Linked DNA regions of Homo sapiens: region 1 is linked to region 2. The links are chromatin loops, found by intact Hi-C in ENCODE. Cell type or tissue: PC-3. All regions are shown on one strand. Links, peaks and the distances in the headings refer to the core of each region. The heading gives the core; the rest is flanking DNA.

Evidence for each region. Hi-C counts contacts between places; a loop is a spot of excess contacts. Peaks named below come from ENCODE experiments on the same cell type or tissue, not always from the same donor. Only the 100,000 strongest peaks of a DNase experiment are listed, where the experiment ranks them.
Region 1: a loop joins it to region 2, with 5 times the contacts of the local background. A loop is called at or near these places in 5 of 110 quality-filtered maps.

What each region holds. Positions count from the first base shown.
Region 1 is chr20:7,500,284-7,507,363 of GRCh38, forward strand. No RefSeq gene overlaps it. Among named protein-coding and RNA genes, the nearest start is that of MIR8062, 130 kb to the left of the region's middle. In PC-3, for the core only: no CTCF peak of the experiment used is centred there; no DNase peak of the experiment used is centred there.
Region 2 is chr20:7,855,245-7,863,761 of GRCh38, forward strand. No RefSeq gene overlaps it. Among named protein-coding and RNA genes, the nearest start is that of HAO1, 81 kb to the right of the region's middle. RefSeq lists an enhancer at 1,159-2,358 and a silencer at 1,585-1,785. In PC-3, for the core only: CTCF peaks have their summits at 4,278 (motif pointing left) and 4,479; DNase peaks (open chromatin) are centred at 1,677 and 4,227; H3K27ac peaks cover 2,704 bases.

The sequences.
Region 1 (7,080 bases), core at 299-5,298, 360 kb before region 2:
TTTTGTAAACATTTTTCTCCTATTAATCCACCTTTTATCAGCTCATTTTCAGTGAACCATCCGTAAGCAGTGAGGATGCTTTCCCTCTACCTCTACAGATTAGTAGGAGGTGTTGAAAACAAATCCCATTTCTCATTTTCATTGATGGTTCACTGTATGAGTGAGTAGTATCTGCACAGAAGAGTTCATGACCCAGGAGTAAGATTCAATCTTTAGAAACCCTTGCTCATCTCAAAGAATGTTTGAAAATAATTGCACTAGTCAATTCCTCTAAACACTAGGTGGCTTCACACTAAAACCTCATCTCATTTTTAGCTTTTCCAGATTTGCTGGCAGATTTAGCAACAGCAGGTTTGCACTCCTAACATAGCAACCCCATGGAGGGTGCAGGTAACGCTGTGCTCTTTAGATGAGGCACCTGTTCTCATCTAGAACTAACTGCTAACAAGCTATATATCTTAGTATAGCTTTAATCCTTCTATACTAACAGTCTTACTCCACTCACATTCAATTCTATTTTCTGCCAGATCCCTCCTGACATTTGATGTTGTCAACAATAATTCAGACTATTGTGACATATGATGTATTATAATTATGGGCTTATGTTATGGACAAAATCATACTCTCAGAGAACCCACAAACGGTTCCAGTACAGAATTATTTAAGGTTCCATTAAGACCAAAGTAAATTATTGCAGTGCTGGCCAACAATCTAGATGACCTACTTAGGAAAAGGCATAGTTGCCCAAACTGTTGTTGCTTTTTTACAATTTTTATTTTTTACTAAGACTTGGTTCTTCCAATATACCACTAAAGTCATCTGGGCATGGAGTTCATTTGAAATTAATGAATGATCCAAAGGCAGATGAATTTATGTCAGAAGTAGGCCAGTTTTACCATGTAAACAGTATTACCAAATATTGTTTTCTGTTCCGAAATAAATGTTGCCCAATTAAGCATCAAAGTGACAATATACATTTGGCTGTTATTTGCTTTCCAGAATCATCTGGCTCCGTCTTTTCATTGTATCTGGGTGTTCCTGTCATCTTGACATTCAGGCCAGTCCTGAAGTTGCACAATGCAAGTTGAGGAAGCAAAAGAACCACTACTTAAATTGGTCCATGCAGATTTCTCCTGACCATTGTGGTTATTTGTTAGGATTCTCCATTGCCTGGGGTCTTTTTGTTTTGACTTTACTGTACAGCCAGAGTTGTATGGCTGCCCCATGAAATAAATTTAGTTTCTGTATCAGTAGCCACATTAGAGACTACCAAGAGTTCTTAAACATTTGTGGTGCCATGGACCCATGTTGTCAGGTAAAGCCCATGGATCTATCTCAAAATCATGTTTCTAAATGCATAAAATAAAGTACATAGGATTACAAACAAGCAATTACACTGAAATATAGTCATCAAGATATTAAAACATGATATATTCAAATATATTTTATATGTTATATGCTGATTCATTACTATGTTAAATATAAATATTTTAAAGTATTATAATAATTATCATAATTTCAAAGTCTGGATGTACTTAATGATATTCTGAGATATTTACAACCACCATTCTATGAGATGACAATATCAGGAGTCCTTTTAAAGTGTGGTTTGCTGCCTATATTAACAATTGAAGGAAATGCTAAATTTCATTTAGAGTATGGTAAAAATAAAGATTTTTTTTCCATTCAAGTGCATAGAACCCTTGAATTCTATTCACAGACCCTTTGGAGGTTTATGAACCTTAGGTTCAGGAAGGATCTATTCAAATCTAGATTACTGCCGTAAAAATCAAACACTTCTGCTGAACCAAGTCACTTTAGTGGAAAGAGAAGACTGGTGTGGAGTGAGTTTGGAAAACACCTCAATCTATTGAGCCGTTCAGAGACTAAAACATATATTAATATAGGTTTTTAATAATAATAGCAAGCATCCTATCTTCTATTAAGTGAAGACAAAAAACTACTACTTAAACTTATTGTTTCCAAATTAGCTGATTGATCTTCCACCCACTGAACTGGCTGGCTAGTGATTTGTTCTCACGTAAAGGGTTAGAAGCCAGCTTTCCAAATAGGGCTCACTAGTAGGTTTAAGGAGTGAACATAGAACTAATCACAACACATAGTTCCATCAGTCTAGCAAGCAAGCTTCGTGTATTGTAATCCTAGCACTTTGGGAGGCCAAGGTGGGCGAACTCCTGAGCTCACGATTTCGAAACCACCCTCGGCAACATGGTAAAACCCCGTCCACTAAAAATAACAAAAAATTAGCCAGGCATGGTCACACACGCCTGGAATCCCAGCTACTGGGGAGGCTGAGGCAGGAGAATCCCTTGAGCCTGGGAGGTGGAGGTTGCAGTGAGCCAAGATTGTGCCATTGTACTCCAGCTTGGACGACAGAGTGAGACTCTGTCTCAAAAAACAAAAAACAAAAAAGACAACCTTCAGCCAGCTTTTCCTTTGTAAAAATATTTTGTAGTAATGTTGACATGTATTAGTTCTCTTTGCCTGATTTGGGAGAAAAGCAATTTCAAACAGAAATTTTAGTTAGTCATTCTTTCCAGCTTTGTTTCCCCTCCACAAAGCGGCAATGTCTTAAATTTCTCATTTATGAGTTGCTGCCAGACTCTAATCATGACAGACTGCAGGTAAGAGGAAGAGTCAGGGACAGGCCTTGTAGGAGACCAGTACTTTACATTTTGCAGCATATGAATACACTGTGCACCCCTAAGGGCCAGTGAAAGAGTTAAAAAGTCATCCTCTATGGAAAAGTAAAAAACCTAAATAGTTATTTTTTAATAAGCTCCTCTCGGACAAAACATTTTTAGAACAGTTACTCACCATATGACAGCATTCAATAAATGTTTATTATTATTTTCCGCAATAATAACAACAATGTGTTAAAGTGCTTTCCAACCAATCTGAAAGCTAAGCTGAGGAGGAAGGGGACGCTTGTCATTGCCTCCTCTCCTTTCAAGCCACCACAAATATTATGCTCTTGCTATTTTGTTTAACTTGGGCCGAATACACTTCATAGAGTAACAGGCAGGGAGAGTTAGGTCCATTAAGAAGAAACTTCAAAAACCCTCTGGCTTTGGGGCTTTCTTGTGTTATTCCACCTCAAACCCAGAGGATATGAAAGATGGGAAGATTAGTGAGGGTTTTGCCCTGGCTGTTCTTTTACTGAATGGCTTCACAAATGCCAATTGAAATAATTATCAAGCCATTATGATGATTTGCATTAAAAATGGTAACTTTAGCAAGCAGTCCATGTGTGTGTAGGAGGGCAGTTGGGGGGTAGCATGTAACGTTATAAAAGGCCCATTGAAGCCATACCAGCTTCCTGGCTTCCCGAGGATTACCACACAGTAGTTCACAAAAAGGTTGTTCTTCCAGCTCTATTTATACTCACAGTACTTACAGTGCACGCTCCCAGCACACCCATTCCTGGTATTGATTTGTGCCTATGCCCAAATTATCATCTGGCACACACAAGGCAGCAGCTTCTGGAGATGGTGATGCAATGCTTGGATCCTGGTAGAACAAAGACAGGGCCTCTTCTTATCAAAACTTCCCCTTGCTGCTAAGATAAAAATACCAGAAGCCCTGGGTACCATTTCCTACTTATTTTTTTTTCTTTTTCACCCAACTGTCTCATTAAAGCCAGTGGTTTACCCTCCATCCCCCTTTGAGTGTCTACTTAAAAGAACAAGGCAAGATATTATGGGGATCAAATTTTCATTTAATTTGCCACTTTTATTAGTGAGGGAGGCAGTTACCTTATAAATGATTTTAAAAATATTTGTAAATGATGGTTTGTCAACATCTCAGACTCACTGGGTGAAGGGGCTGGTGCAGTGAATGAGAGTGTAGTGTCTGACAACTGCTAACATCATAGGTAGCAGTTCTCAAAAGGTGCAGGGGGAGGAATTCAGGCAAGATGAGGAACCGTGTGGCCCAGGAAGCTATTACACGGGCCATGCTTTAAGTATTTGCTGAAGGTAACCAAACATGTGTTGTGGAACAGTTTGACCAAATAGGCACTACTGAATTCTCAACCTTGAGTATGTCCCCGAATTGCCCAAGGAAATGCTTAATTATTGGGGTTGATAGACTCCACCCCAGAGAATCTGATTCAATAAATTAGACCCAGGAATCTGTATTTTCAATAAACACCAAGATGAGTTCAATGCGGTTGGAAGAATAAAGACTTCTCTTAAGGGCAAGCTGGATACCATAAGTTTTTGAACATTTCAGGAGAAACCTATTAAAAGACAACATTACAACAATTTAGTTTAAAATATAATTGGCCTTTATTTGAAATTCTAGAATTTGTCAATATCACATTCTATAAAATAGAACGGGTGTTCCAATGAGCTCAGCAGAGAAGGTTGACCTTATAGAGAAAAAAGGGCTGAAGCAAGTAGAAACAGAACAAAAAGCAGATTGTTGGTTTCAAAGTTACTTTCCTTGTAGGATTAAAACAGAGGAAACGTCCTTATTATGCTGACCAGGGTTGACTGGAATCTCCTGGTTTTTTGAAAACTGGCTCATTTCAAAGTTAAGTTTGATTACATGGCATTAGCACAAACGACTTCATTCTGGTTGGGTCTGGTCTGCTGGAGCCCAGTGCAGGAGGCTGGTCCAAAACAATGGCCTCCTATAAACTTTAATAACCCTAAACAAAATGACAAATTGTAAGTGTACAGCTTAATAGATCCTCAAAAGAACAGATATTTCTGCTATTCAGCAACTGCCTTAAAAAGAAAGTAGAGGATGTTTTGAGGACTTTAGAAGCCTAACTTACGCTCATTTCTAGTAATTGCTGCCACCAAGAGGAGCCTAACTTCTAATGCCATAATTACTTTTAACCTGTTTCTGAACTTTATAGAAATAAAACTCTAAAGGATGTACTTTTTATATTTTCTTTTACTCAGTATTCTATTTGTCAGGTTCACCCATAATATTAGCTATAGGTATATTCATCACTTCCTTTCTTAAAAAATGTATTTTCTTAACATTCACTTTGAGATAGGTGGGTCTTTCAATTATTATTTTTAGCTTTTCGAAACTGTTATCTTTTCTTTTAGTAATGAGTCAGCTAGCTGATTCCAGGTGTCCACGTTGAGACATGCCAAAATTAATTTTTAGCCATATGTTGTTTGTTTAATTAAATCTACGGAAACAAACAAACACAAATGATGGATTAGGAAGACAAAGTAGAATAGAATAGACTTAAGGAAATACATGAACTTTAAGGAAATGTCTGTGCCTAAAATATTTGTTTTTAAGTTCTCACCTGAGTTGCTCCATGGAAAGAGTAGTTTTGTGGTTTTTGGTTTTAGAGATTAACTTTCAAGTAGCTTTGAATAACAGTTCTCAAAAGAAAGAATCCTGCTTCCGGGGTTCAGAGTGTAGTGTCTGTGTTCCACCACAGGGCCTCAGCTCACCAGTTTCATTCCCTGGAAATAGAAGATCCAGGGATGGTCTGCTATTTAAACACAAGGCCTCAGCTCACCAGCTTCATTCCCTGGAAACAGATGATCCAGAGATGATCTGCTATTTAAACACCACAGGGCCTCAGCTCACCAGCTTCATTCCCTGGAGACAGATGATCCAGGGATGATCTGCTGTTTAAACTCCAAGCTCATCATTCATTACAGTAATTTTCTTCAATGTGTCCTCTTCAATATGTCATGTGTATTTAATGACCACAAAAATGCTTGTGATGCTAATTGTGCAGGTCAGCATTTCCAAGTGCCCACATGACCTCTGGGCTCTCGCACACGCAGTGGCATGTCCAGACTTCCCAGCACATTATTCCTTAGATTGATTTTCCCATGCCATTTCTTAGAATGGGCTGGGAGGTCCCATTGGTCAAGTGTTTGGTTCTTCACATCACTGTTCTTTATTTGAAGGTACGTCGGAAACCACAGCCCCCTTCCCCATATATATTTTTTTTTTATTTGAGATGGAGTCTGACTCTGTTACCCCAGCTGGAGTGTAGTGGTGTGATCTCGGCTCACTGCAACCTCTGCCTTCCGGGTTCATGCAATTCTCCTGCCTCAGCCTCCTGAGTAGCTGGGATTACAGGCATGTGCCACCACACCTGGCTAATTTTTGTATTTTTAGTAGAGACAAGGTTTCACCATGTTGGCCTGGCTGGTCTCGAACTCATGACCTCATGATCCACCTGCCTCAGCCTCCCAAAGTGCTAGGATTACAGGCACACCCGGCCTCTTCCCCGTATTTTATAGTTAGTCTTGGTATTAAGCCCTGAGCGGATGGACCACACAGGTTGAAAGAAAAGCAGATGGAAAAGAGCTAAAATTCAATACCATGATTCCACGACAACCCACATTAGAATCTGTAGTAAACAGTAGATCCTATCTTCAAGGGTTTATTTTGGAGAGAGTGGAAGATATAATAAACAAATAAACATAAAACTTAAATTCTAATAATAATAATTGCCCTGAAACTGGGCCAAGGAATAGGAAGTTTACACAATTTGTGGGGTTATTTGGAAAAGGGGATCAGAGTGGTTCTGTGAGGAGATGACATTTGAGCAGGACATGAATGATGCCATGGAGAGTAAGATGCAACAATCTCAGTGCAAAACATTGCTGATGATGGGAATAGCCCTTGCAACCTTCTCACTATGCCAAGCACTATCTAAACACTGTATATTTACTACTGTGATTTTTAACATGGCTCTGCAGTGAACATGGCCTCTTTGTTACAAATAAGAAAACTGAAGCTTAGCCCAGTAACTTAGTACAGCATGAGAGTAGTGGAGCTGACTCTGAGACACCTGCAGCCTGGTTATAGCCTTGCTACTCTTTCTTTCTTTTCTTTTTTTTTTTTTTTTTTTTTTGATACTGAGTCTCGCTCTGTTGCCAGGCTGGAGTGCAGTGGCACAATCTCTGCTCACTGAAATCTCTGCCTCCCTGGTTCAAGCGATTCCCCTGCCTCAGCTTCCTGAGTAACTGAGACTAAAGGTGCACACCACCATGCCTGGCTAATTTTTTTGTATTTTAGTAGAGACAGGGTTTCACCATGTAGGCTAGGATCGTCTCCATCTCT
Region 2 (8,517 bases), core at 1,554-6,553:
GCAGAGCAAAGTTTTCATCCATCTCCAGGGACTTTGGAAGAAGACAAAAAGGAAACCAATACATAGAAGAGCTTTAGCTCCTGGCTGAATTTGAAAGTGGAGTTAACACAGAGTGATTCTTATCCTTGCCATCCAGTTATGATTACTTGTTACCAGTGGATAGCATGTTGTACTTCAATCACCTACTTGAGGTAATACTTATTTTTTTCCTGGGAGCAAACTCTCCCACCTGGTCTACATAGGATCTTTCACGACCACTTTCAGCAAACCATCCTCATTGTTCCCCAGAATAAAGGATAAAGAAGCTTAGAAAACTTGTGAGATCATGTCTTCTAAAGGAAAATTTTTGACCTTGAACAAGTTGGAAGTAGAGAACAGTGCGTCCACCAACTGGGAAATAATCAATGAACATCCTACCCCTAATATATGATGCATCAGAGACTGGCTAAATTCTCACCAGTTTCTTGGCACACAGCCAAAGTACATTCCCCTGACATTCTGCATCTGGGTGGGGACATATGACTGTTTTTTGCCAATGGAATGTGAATGGAAGACATACCTTTTGGTATAATGCAGGGGTCTGCAAACTATAGCCTACAGGGCAAATGTGGCCAATCACCTGTCTTTGTAAATAAAGTTTCATTGGAACATAGCCACCCTACTCATTTACATATTGTCTAAGGCTCCTTTCACACTATATCAGCAGAACTGTGTAGTTTTTAACAGAGATTGGGTGGCTCTCAGAGCCTGAGATATGTACTATTCTTTACGGAAAAAATTAGCTGACTCTTGGTTTAAGGCATGTTAAAGTGAGGTCCTGTTTCATTTGCTCCTCATCTGCTATCTGGAAGATGTCAGGCCAGTTTTTGAAGCACGACTGGATCTTGCAGAGCCCCATTATGAAAATAATTTTATCTCTGAATGGATGCACAAAGCAGAGGCTCCTGTCCAAACAACAGACCCATCCCCATTTTCTTGGAATTCACATTGGAACATGATACAAGCAAAAAAATAAAACTTTATTGTGTTGAGGTACTGAGACCTGGGGACTGTGTGTCATAGCAGCAAACACTACTTTCCTTGACTAATATAAATGAACAGAGTACAATGCTCTACACAAATATGATATTTAAAAATTGAGTAATTGCAGCACGGAAAAACAAAGGCATTGGTCTAAGACCTATAGCAAAGCTTGGAAGAGACAAGAGTGGTTATCATTTCCCCCAGCATTGTGATGAATTGGCAGAGAATTACTGCAGACCAATTCTAGCACCAACCTTAAGGTCCTTCCCATGTGATATGACTCAAGGAAAATTGAAGATTCCAGCCGAAAAGAATATCTGCTTGCTGGCTTGTCACTGATACCTGCCTAATTGTTTTTTATTATTAAAGGCTGCCTTGTTGTTGAAATGTGAACACCCCAGAAAATCATTAGCTACTCAGTATTAGAAAGGATCTCATTATACTCTTTTTAAAGGAGAACCAGATAAATAAGCCAGAAATGTATTTTTATTCTCTCAAGACAGTTAAAGTCCTAGACACCTGGAAGAGAGGGCTATAAAAAGAGATAGGAACTTCTTGCAAAAATAGATGGCTGTCTAACTTTGCCCCCTTCATTGGTATAAGGCATGACTCAGGAACCTGGCAATCGTCTTGAACTCAGAGGCCAAGATGTTTTCCTAACTACAGTGCCCTATATTCCTTACCTGCTTTGTCACTTCCTCTTCAACATGAGTCACTTCCTCTGAGAACTCTTCAGATCCATTTCAGATGATTTCTTCTTTCGTCTTTCACAACCCCTGCAATTAATAAATGCCTTAGGAAAGCACTTATTATACTACATGGCAAGTGTAATTTTACACATCTGTCTCTCCTACCAGACTTCAGTGCAGGGCCATTTCCTGGCATAATTTCTGGAATATAGAATATATCCAATAAATATTTGTTGAGTTAAAGGTAAACTGTTCTCTAGACAAACGGGCCCCCAGATCTGGTTAAGATTTAAAATTTCTTGAGGAATACATAAATATGGACTCCCAGACCTACTGAGTCAGAATCTATAATTTAGACCATGAAACTGTTACTTTTCACAAAGTGATGGTGGAGCATTGAGTTTTACTCTCCAAGAATCTAATCAAGCATTAGTCTTTTTCTTTGGTGGTTGGTACTTGCAAAGCCTCACACATACCATGAAAACAAGGTGGAGAATACATTCATTTATGTATTTAGTCATAGTTATTGAGTGTTCCTTTTGTGTCAAGCACTCCTCTGGGCTTTGGAAGTAGAGTAATGAATAAAATAGACAAGAATCCCTGCCCACATGAAATTTATATTCCAGAAAGTTAAGCAAGACAAATTAAGTGCAGATTATGTTTGTAATAAGTGCTGAAGAAAAAATTAAGCTAGGAAAGGATCAGAAAATGTGAGAGAGGGTCCAATTTTAAGTTAAGCAGCCAGGGAAGGCCACAGTAAGAAGGTGACATTGATTCAAGATCTGAAGGATATGAGAGTGAGAATCATATTTGGGGGAGGAGCATTCAAAGATAAAGAACAAGTAAATAGATCCTAAGAGAGGAGCACCCCTGGAACATCTGAGAAGGAGTCAGGAGAACAGGAGTGAGTAAGAGAGGGTCAGTGATAGGAAATAGGATCCCAAAGTATAGAAGAGGTCACATCACACAGGACTGCGTAGGCCACTGTAATGTCTTTGCACTTCCTCAATGTGAGACGAAAAGCCTTTAAAGGGTTCTGGGCCAAGACTTGACAAGGTCCAATTTACCTATTAACAGCATTTCTATTGCTGCTGTGCCTAAATTAAAGTGTGGACAGGGGCTGATGCAGGGGAATCTATTAGAAAACTTTTGTCCTAATTCATGTAAGTGATGATAGTGGATCAGACCAGGGTGTACCAATGGAGGTGGTGAGAAGTTTTCGGATTCTGAATACACTGTATTTTAAAGGTAATTCCAACAGGTTTTGCTTGTAGCTCAGGTGTAGAATAAGAAAGAGGAGAATCAAAGACAACTCCAAAGCTTGGGGGCTGAGCAAATAAAAGGATGGTATTTTCATGTATCCAGATGGAGGAGATAGGAAATTGAGTGGCTAGGGGATGGATGTAGAAGCTCAATTGTGTTAATTTGAAACACCCAATTGGAGACCTAAATGAGGATAGAAGTCATCAGTAACCTACGTGTTTCTTCCTCACTGATCTTCTCTGGCTTTGACCTCCAATGCCCTAATTCAAATATCTACTTTCTAAGCAAAGGCATAATTGCATATGTTGGTAAAATTACTTTTCGAAACCATAAAGCACTATCAAATGAACATTATTATTATTTATACATGGAAATACCAGGATGATGCCATAAACCCCAAGAAGTGCCTTTCATTTGGTATTTTAACAATCAGGCTCTAAGAAACTTGAGTCCACAGTACCTCAGGGTTTTGGGGCCAGAGGAATAAAGACTGGATTTTTGCAAGCAAATATAGTGCCCTTTATGGAAACCTTCACAGTTTGCTAAACTTTTGGAAAATGAAACACCCATCATTAAACTGTAACCTAAGGGGACATGAAGAAACAACTAACCATGCACACCCACCTCTTCTCTCCCGGGAAGTAAAAGCATTATGCGCAACTAAAGGAACTACAAGTTCAATTGAGAATATGTAAAAACCCATGGGTTTCCTTTTTAAAGAAACCAGAGTCCATACTTGCAATCCATCTCCCACTTCCATCCCATCTCGCAACCACCAGCTCTGCCCTCATTCCCACTCGTCAAATCTTGGTAGAAACAGCTGTCACCACAAAAGTCATACTGGGCCAGGACAGACAGCTGGCTCTGTGATTCACAAACAAATTAACCTTGGGATTTTATTTTGAGCAAAGGGGCTTCCTATCCTATGTCCTTCATGGCCATCCATTTTTTGCCCTTGGGTAAACACACACCAACTCAAATGTCACACATGGGGCTGAAGGACATTTGGGGTTTTCAGGGTCACTACCCACTATTGCTTTTAAAAAATATTTCCTCTTAATCAAAGGCCTTTATCTCTTGACAAAGTTTCCAGTGAAAAAGTGTACCTAGTTTAAGTAGCCAACTCATGCCTGGGGTTTAGCTTCTCAAAGAGGGAGGGGTGTGAACATCGTTGTTCCATTAACAATTTAAGGATCAGCTCTCAAAGTGTAGTCATAAGGCGTAGAATTAACAGATGACATAATGTGATATTTAAAAGTTTTAAGAAACCAGCAAATACATGTCTTGCAGCACAGCACCATCTACTGACCAGACAGAGAAAGAATATGGGGGTGGGGGAAGAAGGTAGAGAGAAAGGATGAGAAGGGCTGAGAAGGCTGGGGGGAAGAGGAAAGTGAAAAGAGGGGAAGAGGAAAGTGAAAAGAGGGGAAGAGGAAAGTGAAAAGAGGGGAAGAGGAAAGTGAAAAGAGGGGAAGAGGAAAGTGAAAAGAAGGGAAGAGGAAAAGAAAGAAAAAACAGGACTTCAGATTTCCGTTAATGCAATTCCACATTCCACAGATAAAGAAACAGAGCCCAGAAAGTTTAGCTGAATTCGCCAAGGATACAAAAGGCTCTCAGGTCTCCTATTTATAAGGAAAATTATTTTCACATTTTTGAGGTTTAAAAAAGAGCTATCCTGCTGTAGAATTTGAGAAATTAATCATCATATATCAAAGGAACTGATTAGAGAGTGCAGATATAGACCCATACGTTGAGTCTGTTATTTTTCTACCTTTGTACAAAGGCAATTCAATAGGGAAATGATAATCTTTACAACAAACTTTGTTGAAACAATTTTGCAAAAACTATGTAACCTCAACTCATAGTTCACATCTTGTGTGAAATTTTTATACACCTTGTATAAAAATTCAATATGTATTATAAACCCAAGTAAAAACTATAGAACCTTAGCCGGGCACGGAAACCATCATTCTCAGCAAACTAACACAAGAACAGGAAACCAAACACTTCATGTTCTCACTCATAAGTAGGGGCTGAACAATGAGAACTCATGAACACAGGGCGGGAAACATCACACACTGGGGCCTGTCGGGGGGTGGCGGGTTAGGGGAGGGAGAGCATTAAGAGAAATACCTAATGTACATGACGGGTTGATGGGTGAAGCAAACCACCATCATACGTGTATACCTGTGTAACAAACCTGCACATTCTTCACATGTATCCCAGAACTTAAAGTATAATAAAAAAAAATGGCACAACCACTTTACAAAAGTCTGACAATTTCTTTATATAGCTAAATATACATTTACTATATGACACAGCAATCCTACTTCTAGGTATTTACGCAAAAGTGAGGAAAATTTATGTTTTTAAAAAAACTCTGGGCCAACTGTGGTGGCTCACACTTGTAACCCCAGCACTTTGAGAGGCTGAGGCAGGAGGATTTGAGCCCAAGAGTTTGAGACCAGCCTGGGAAACATAGCAAGACCCCATCTGTACAAAAAATTAAGAAATAGAAAGTGGTGGTGTGCACCAGTAGTCCCAGCTACTTGGGGCACTGAGATTGGAGGATCACTTGAGCCCAGAAGGCCAAGGCTGCAGTGAGCTGTAATCGTACCACTGCACTTCAGCCTGAGCAACAGAGAGAAACCCTGTCTCAAGAAACAAAACAGAACAATATAAAATTGTGTATGAGCATTTATAATTCCTTTAGGTGTGATCACAGAAAAAATTCTCAGAGCTGTACAACAGAAAGAGTAAATTTTGCTGTATGTAGATGATATCAAAAAAAATGTTTAAAATGGTCTGTAGTCCGGAATACATTTTTCAAAAGCATGGAATTAAAAGTATATTCTACCCTCATACACTATTTGTTTATATAAGTGAATTTGTTCTAAAAAAAAAAAAGGAAATATAGAAAATAAAATGAATAGTGACTCCTGCCTCAAATATCCTATATTTTTAAATAATGGAAACTTAATTGGTAAGTTTTTAGTCCAATATGAATAGTTGGTTACATTATGAATATTTTAAGAATCAAAATTTGTTATACAGAGTAAGGCTAGGCACAGTGGCTCATGCCTATAATCTCACCACTTTAAGAAACCAAGACAGGAGATTCGCTTGAGGCCAGGAGTTTGAGACCAGCCTCGGGAACAAAGTGAGACCCCATCTCTACAAAAAATACAATTTTTCCAGCCCTGGTGGCTGATGTTTGTAGTCCCAGCTGCTGCTTGGGATGCTGAAGCAGGAGGATTGCCAGAGCCCAGTAGTTCAAGGCTGTAGGAAGCTATGACCATTCTACTGCACTGTAGGCTATCTGACAGAGCAAGATCCTGTCTCAAAAAATATGGACAGTGGATTGGGCGTACATTTGTTGCAATCTTTGAAGATGCTTTTAACATGAATTTTTATCCATATGAAATGCCTCTAAAAATTTTTTCTGGTAGCTCACCTAATACAAATAAGTGAATATACAGTTCTGAGTGCTGTCTCTTTCTTTTCCAGCTTAAAATTTACATTCCTATCAACCTTCATGGAGCCATACATTTGTTCCTACAACCTACATGACATCTCTGCTCCAAAGAGTTCAAATGTTGCCCCATATATGCAGAACATTTATTGACTTGAATTTATGATGCCAGGAGTGATAGTAAATCAGCGAGAAGTGGGAGAAAAACTGTTAAGAACCCTCACAACAATGAAAGCCAGTTTGCCACATTAATATTTATCTAATCAGTGGTTTCCTTGCTGCTTCCCAAGGTCTCTAGTCCACTATTAAAATTTGCCTATTTAACAATTATTTTCTATATGTCTGTTATGTAAGGTATTGTGCTAAAAATAAACTCAGGTTATTGTGGTGAATCGAAAGACAAAGGAACTATCCTAAAACAGCTCACCATCCTAGGGAGGATATATAGATACATAAAGTCAGAAATTATGGCACAATAGTATCAGAATGATGATGGGAAGCTTCAGGAGCACAAGAGAGGAAGGCAGGGTCACCAAAGGGAGGGGTATAGAGCATGGTCAGTAAGAAAAAACAATTATGAGGGCATAAGCATTAACCTGGTTTATGTCCACTAACCATCCATTCACCAGGTTGATTGAGGAAAATGGGCAGTAAGAGAAGAAAATATGAGCAAAGCCCTAAAGGCTTAGAAGTCTTTGGCTTTCTGTAATCTTGTAATTAAAGCTTCGCCACATGATGAAGATTATGCTTGGAAAATATAAAAATTCAGTAAAACTTTTTAAAAATTCAAAGCTTGATTTAATTGATCTGTAGCTATCCATTTGAAGTAATCCATTTGGTGTTAAGTGAAAACAGAGAGGCCAAACTTTATCTAGAGAAAATGCTATCCCTAAATGACATAATTACTTGGTCTTTAATTGGGGAAAATACTTTGGTATTAGAGTGACATTCAAGAAAACTGAATTTTCAGAGAATGTCGTCAGTAGGGTAAAAAGTAAAGTGTGTTAGTCTTCATAACCTTTCTAGTTCTGACATTGTACATTTGAAGGTAGAATCTGACCAGACTGATTTCTGATAGATGTTGTTTTAGAAATAGATAGTTACTCTTACTTTTTATGAATTTCCTGCAACAGAAATATCTTGAACATTTAGTCATGCCATTTCTTTGCATCGAAGTTCATCATTGGTAGAAAAAATATCCATTCATTCAGCAAGTCTTTATTTACTGCCTACAATGTGCTGCAATTCAAAATCCTCATTCGTATTATGTACTTGAGTAATAACTCTCATCAGTCATATAAAGTCTTAAGATGTACACAAAATTTCTTAACCAGTAGCTTAATTGCTTAGGTAAGCTCTCCCTCAGACCTCAAAAGCTGTAATGAAATGAGAACTAAAATGTTGCAAAGCTAGCCATATTTTTGATCTGTGCCATTTTTAAGATGGTGTTTCAATAAATATTATTCTTTTACCATGCCATAAATTCACCTCTCTATAACTTTAATAGCCTAGTCATAATTTTATCGTTCTCAATTTTAGTGAATTTGTATGTCTTCAACCATCAGTATTTGCCCTTCCAAAATATTTATAATAAGTAATTCAGAAATAGATTCTTCACACCTACAATGATCTGGTCTTCAACAAATTCGACAAAAATAAACAATGGGGAAAAGGCACATCAACAAGAAAAAAGAATCCCATTAAAAAGTGAGTTAATGCCACGAATAGACACTTCTCAAAAGAAGACATGCAAGTGGTCAAGAAACATGAAAAAAATGTTCACCATCACTAATCATCGGAAGGATGAAAATCAAAACCACTATGGGATACCACCTCAAAACAATCAGAATGGCTATTATCAAAAAGTCAAAAAATAACAGATGTTGGCAAGGTTGCAGAGAAAAGAGAATGCTTATATACTTTGGTGGAAATGCAAATTAGTTTATCCACTGTGGAAAGCAGCTTGGAGATTTCTGAAAGAATGAAAAATAGAATTGCTACTTGACCTAGCAATCTCATTACTGGGTACACACTCAAAAGAAAATAAATTCTTCTACCAAAAAGGCACCT